Linked DNA regions of Mus musculus: region 2 is linked to region 1. A link is a loop called in an ENCODE intact Hi-C map of the cell type or tissue named here. Cell type or tissue: left cerebral cortex. All regions are shown on one strand. Each heading gives the region's core, and the rest is flanking DNA. Links, peaks and the distances in the headings are about the cores only.

Region 1 (2,909 bases), core at 237-2,736:
AAAATGAATTCATGTTACCAACAGGCACTTTATTCCTAGTTCTAAATAAACTGAAAAAATGTGTTACTTCTAATATAGTAAATATTGGCATGTTCCCCCCCTTCAAGGATTTCTGAGACCCTCAATAATTTGTTTATAGGTGCAAAGGGGTCCCACAGACTAAAATGTTGGCTAATTTAGGGTATACTGTGGACAGATATTGAATCATTTACACCGTAGCTTTTGCTGAATAAAATTTATTGTCGGGTTTTTAAAACTTAGTAATATTTAATTAAGTCCACTAGAAAAAAAAGAAGTCTTACTCAAGAAAAACCTTAAGCCTGAAAGGTTCCCCCACCCACCCACCCCCACCCCCAGTTACAAAAGGTAATAAAGGGGCTCAATTCCAACCAAAGTGGAAAAATTAAATTACTATCCGCCATCTCTTAAAACCAAGGATGCTTGTGAATAGCTACAGTTTCAAATTAAATATATGGATACCTAGCGTATCTGATGTCTATTGTCTATCACATGAGGGGTCAGCAATCAGGCCCTCGGTGGAAGAGTGACACTGGTCATTTGGTGGCAATTTCGAAGTGATTATTATGAGCAGACTTGTTCAACATTTCCTCTCAGATGATTCCTCTACGACAAACACAGCATGCCATTCTGCTTTTAAGTCCTTGCCTTGATGATCACCTTGCTTTAACGGGGCTGGCTCAGGACTTGAGCTACTACATGGGCCTAGGGGGATTTCAGAGGTCGGCCCGAATGCTACAATCAACTCTGGAGTCTGGAAGGGGCAAGGGACAAACCGCAGGACTGAGGGGAGAGGGCAGCAGGCGATTCAAACTTGACGCTGTGAGCCGAGCTGCCTGCGCTCCACTCGGGGAGAGTCCCCTGCCTCGGCTCTCGCCCTTCGTTCCCCCTGTGTTTTCACGACACAAAGCCACTCAGACTTGCCGCATTAACTTTTCTGCTTCCGTGCGGGTCGCTCGCGGGCTTTCCGCGCAGGGCGTGGGCCACCTGTTCTGCCAGCACCATCCCTACCTCCACCTCCTCCTTTGTGGCCGCGGCAATGTCACAGCCCTTACAGGCGTGGGGGAGGGGAGCGGTCGCGAACTCCGCGGCGGACGCCTTTCCCCTCCGAGAACCACGACGCCCTCCGGCCACCGGGTCCGAGCACCTCCCGCCGCGACCTCCCCCGGGGCCCCGCAGCCCGGCCAGGGGAAGCGGCGTCCCCGCACAGCCCGCGCGCCCGACAAGTTGAGCCGGGCGCGGGGCGCCAGGCGCGGATGCCGGGTGCAGCAGAGGCCGGGCGCGGAGGCCGGGCGAGCGCGGAGGGCCCGCCGCGGCCGGGAGGAGGAAGGAAAGCCGCCCCGTCCGGGAAACGGCGGCCGCCCGACCTCGGCGCCCCGCGCCCGCCGCCCCGAGCCGGCTTCATTCAGCGCCGCGGCCCCGCCCGGCCGCGCCGAGCTCCGCACCGGGCAGCGGCCCAGGAGCGCCGCCCGCGCCCTACCTCTCTCCGCGCCGCGGAGCCGCCGCGCCTCAGGCTCCCGCCGCCGCCTTCAGGCCCGCGCCGCGCTCGCTCCGGGTCCGAAATGGCGCGGGAGCGGGACTCCGGGCCGAGCCGCCGCCGCCTTCCCCTGCCGTCTCAGCCGCCGCCACAGCGCTGCCGCCTCAGCCGCCGCGGCCGCCGCCTGCCGAATCGAGCCCGGAGTGCGCGATGGGCCCGGCAGGCGGGCGGGCGGCCGCAGAGCAGGCCGATCGATGCGCTCGGTGCTCCGCGCTGCCTCGGCCGCGCGCGCGGGAGGGAGGGAAGGAGGGAGGGAGGGAGCGGCCGCAGCGCTGGGAGCCCAGGAGAGCGAGGGCGGGAAGCGGCGGCCAGGACGGGCCCGGGCGGGGGCGCGCGAGGGTGGTGCCGAGAGGGCGTCGGCCAACGCGGACCCCGACCCGGGGCTGGCGCTCCCGATAGCCCCGCCTCGCCGCTCGTTCGCACGCGGCCGCCCGCCCCGCTGCTGCTCCTCCGGGCGCGCGCGGCGCCGCCGGGGGCGGACCCCAGCCGCTGGCCTCGCGGTCCCTTGGCCGGACTGTCCGAAGCCTGCAGGCTCCCAACCCGGACCTCCTCTTTTTGTTTTGAGACAGGGTCTCTCTGTGTAGACCAGGCTGGCCTTCTGCCCGGATACCACATGGAGAGCCGCTTTGTAGGAAGTGCCCTCGCTCCACAGGACAGATCCGAGGAGACTTCTCAGGACGCCAGGTAGAAGACATTCATTCATCAGTTACCACCGCAGAGTTAAACAGGGAGGCAAATAAGCGTGCGTTCCTCTAGACCGCACTGATGCCCCTTCTAAAAAATGCCATCAGTTGAGGCCTGGAGAGCCAGGGCCCCCGCCCAAAAGACTGCCCATCCACCCACCCACCGACCGCCGTCTGTCCTCACAGCCCCATCACCAGCCACGCGTGAAACTGTTACACTAGCTCTCTGAAGTGATGTCACTCTTCTTGCACCCTACCTCTCCCTCCCAGCACCAGGTGGGAGGCCCGGGAAACAGGAGGAAGACAGGGAAAGAAAGAACGTGCCTACTCTGTGTCAAGTTAACTGCTAAATGTTTTTGCACATAGCGTATTTAATTATCACAACGCCCCCGCGAGTTAAACATCATCTCGACTATTTTACAGATGAAGGAAGAAATTTACGGAAAGGAAGAAATGGCGGCCACATTCACACTGTTAAGCTGAAGGAAAGATACTAACTCAGTATCTCAGTCTGCCTTGAGCTCCCGCGTGGCTCACAGTTCAAGAACATAAAGGCAAAATTCTAAAATTCTATGCTGCCTTTGACCACTTGCTACCTTACCTTACCTTCGTGTTTCACCTTGACTCCTGGCTGCTCCGAGAATGGGGAGGTTGGCCTTTTCCTCTGAGAC
Region 2 (2,909 bases), core at 231-2,730, 57 kb after region 1:
ATATTTCTCACCTATGTGGAATTGAGGTTTGTGCACTTGGGTACGTCTTAAGTAGAAAGGGGACTGAGATGGAGGGGGAAATCTTGAGTGGGAGACAAAGAAGCAGGATGAGACATGTGACATAAAAGCAAAAATGGGGGGCTGGTAAGATGGCTCAGTGGGTAAGAGCACCCGACTGCTCTTCCAAAGGTCTGGAGTTCAAATCCCAGCAACCACATGGTGGCTCACAACCATCCGTAACGAGATCTGATGCCCTCTTCTGGTGTGTCTGAAGGCAGCTACAGTGTACTTACATATAATAAATAAATAAATCTTTAAAAAAAAAAAAAGCAAAAATGGGAGGGGATTGGCACCATCATGGCACAGAGGAGGGGGTGCAGTGAAGCAGAGGTAAGGGCAGGATGGTGTGTGTGTGTCTGTGTGTGTGAGCTCGTGTGTACATATGCACGTGTGAGTGTGTGTCTGTGCATGTGCATGTATATGTGCATGTAAGTATGGATGTGTATACAAGTGTGTGTCTGTCTGTTCATGTGCATGTGTCTGTGTGTGCACACGTGTGTGCCTCTCTGTGTGTACATGTATGCACATGTATGTGCATGTGTGAGTGTGTCTGTGCACATGCGTGTATATGTGCATATGTATGTAAGTATGTATGCGTGTACATGTGTGTGCACATGCACACATGCATGTACATGTGTGTGTCTGTGTGTGCATGTGTCTCTGTGCACACACATGTGTGTCCATGTATGTGCATGTGTGTATGTGTGTGTCTGTATGTGAAACTCCTCAGAGAGATCTCTCTGCTTTGTGCTAACCTGAAACATTAATAAATGAAAAAAAATTGAAAAGGTGATGGTTTCTCAAACTTTATGCTTTATGGATTTAAAAGAGACCTTTTACAAGCAAAAGTCAGCTCTGATAGCAAAGGCCTATAAGTACTTGGGAGACTAAGGTAGGTGAGTCTTGAGTTTAAAGTATTTCTGGTTACATAGTAAAAGCCTGTCTCATACAAAACCAAAAAACAAAGAGAGAGGGAGAGCAGCTAAAGGGATGGTTACATCATCATCGCCACCACCACCATCATCACCATCATCATGAAGTAAGGTTAAACACTTTAGGCCTACCCAAACTGTGAGCCCTAAGTACATTTCTTCATGAAAACATCTAGCTGAAAAAGCATTTTGGGAAGGAAGGTGTGTTTGCAGGTAACAATCTTCCTGCCTGCCCAGCACTTTCACTTCCTCCACGGTCCTTTCTTCCCCTTTCGCCTCGGCGTCCATGGTGCTGGGATTAAAGGTACAAGCCTCTGCACCCGGCTGCAGGTTATTCCTTTTGATATTTGACTATAGTTTATTATTTTGTTCAGCCAATAAATATAATGGTGTTGGGCAAAAAAAAAAAAAAAAAAAAAAAAAAAAAGGTTATCAGGGGAATAACCTCATAGTCTGCTGATGGAGAGGCCCATCAGAAAGGATGTGGACAGACTCGAGCAATGCAGGCTTCTGCTCCAGGAAGAGAAGCTGTCACCCAGCCATCTCCTCGTGGGCTCTAAATCTATACACGCAACTGAAGCCCGTGATTCAATGCCCCCACCGCTCTCCTCTATTCAAACCCTGGGAAATGCGGCTTGTGTAACAGAGTCTGGTGTCATCGTAAGCAGAAATGCAAACAGGGACAGAAACCGCATGACGTGGCTCAGCTGTCAGCTGCTGAGCCTGCGAGTTTATAGCATGCCTATTTTTATCCTCGGATGTGAATAAATGCTGAAAATTTGTTCTTTGTTTCATTCGTGAGTCTGTGCACATGTGTGTGTGTGTGTGTGTGTGTGTGTGTGTGTGTGTGTGTGTGTGTGTGTGTGTGTGTGTGTGTGTGCCTTAGATGTATTTGTCCTCACTGGCCTGGAGCTTGCTGGGTTAAGCTGGGCTGGCTGGACAGTGAGCCCTGAGGGGCTCCTCACTCCACACTGTCACACCAGCTTTTCTGTGTAGGTTCTGGGAACTGAACTCAGGATCTCAGCTTGCTACATTTTACCAGCCAAGCCTTTTCCCAGGCTCCAGTTTGCTTTGTGATGGTCACTCTGGGCGGGCAGCAACAAACGCTGATGAGGATGTGGGGAAAGAGGAACCAATATCTACTGTTGGTGGGAGAAGAAACTGCCGTAACCACTACGGGGTTCAGTATGGAGGTTCCTCACAATACTGAAAATAGAACTGTCACATGACCAGCCGCACCACTCTGGAGCACATAGCACAGATCCCTAGGTCGACACGCTACAGAAACATGTGGCCATTCACGGTTATTGCTACAGCATCTGCAAAACTCACAGACTGGAGCCTAGATATCTATCAGATGAAAGAATAGAGAAGATGTCACCCATACGCACAGTGCAACTTTATACAACCCTCAAAACAACTCGACAGTGCATTTGCTGAAAATGGATACAACTGAAGATTGTGAAAAGTGAAATAAGCCAGACTTTGGGAGACAAACATCGAGTGAGAATATATATAATGTAATATATAATATAATGTATAATATACATAATGTTATATATATAAGGGAAAATATTACTATATGTCTTAGGGTTACTACTGCTGTGATGAAACACCATGACTAAAGCAATGTGGGGAGGAAAGGGTTAATCTGACTTCCACTTCCATCTTACAGTTCATCATCAGAGGAAGTCAGGAATTCAAACAAGGCAGGAACCTGGAGGCAGGAGCTGATGCAGAGGCCATGGAGGAATGCTGCTTACTGGCTTGCTCCCCAAGCTTGCTCAGTCTGCTTGCTTACAGAATCCAGGACCACCAGCCCAGAGCAGGGGTGGCACCACTGAGGTTCCTCCTTGTGGTGGTTTGAATATGCTTGGCCCAGGGAGTGGCACTATTTGGAGGTGTGGCCTTGTTGGA

Evidence for each region. A loop is a pair of places that touch in the nucleus more often than their neighbours do. Peaks named below come from ENCODE experiments on the same cell type or tissue, not always from the same donor. Only the 100,000 strongest peaks of a DNase experiment are listed, where the experiment ranks them.
Region 2: it touches region 1 in a loop (4-fold over the local background); 8 of 42 quality-filtered maps call a loop at or near these places.

What each region holds. Positions count from the first base shown.
Region 1 is chr6:145,248,551-145,251,459 of GRCm38, forward strand. It overlaps Kras (Kirsten rat sarcoma viral oncogene homolog), which reads right to left and starts at 1,681. Exons shown (of 5, transcript NM_021284.6): 1 at 1,499-1,681. It overlaps Gm15706 (predicted gene 15706), which reads left to right and starts at 1,979. Exons shown (of 2, transcript NR_045598.2): 1 at 1,979-2,239; 2 at 2,662-2,909. In left cerebral cortex, for the core only: a CTCF peak has its summit at 1,676; DNase peaks (open chromatin) are centred at 738, 993, 1,794 and 2,544; H3K4me3 peaks cover 2,498 bases; H3K27ac peaks cover 1,836 bases.
Region 2 is chr6:145,305,265-145,308,173 of GRCm38, forward strand. No RefSeq gene overlaps it. Among named protein-coding and RNA genes, the nearest start is that of Gm38926, 42 kb to the right of the region's middle. In left cerebral cortex, for the core only: no CTCF peak of the experiment used is centred there; DNase peaks (open chromatin) are centred at 1,641 and 2,141; H3K27ac peaks cover 1,423 bases.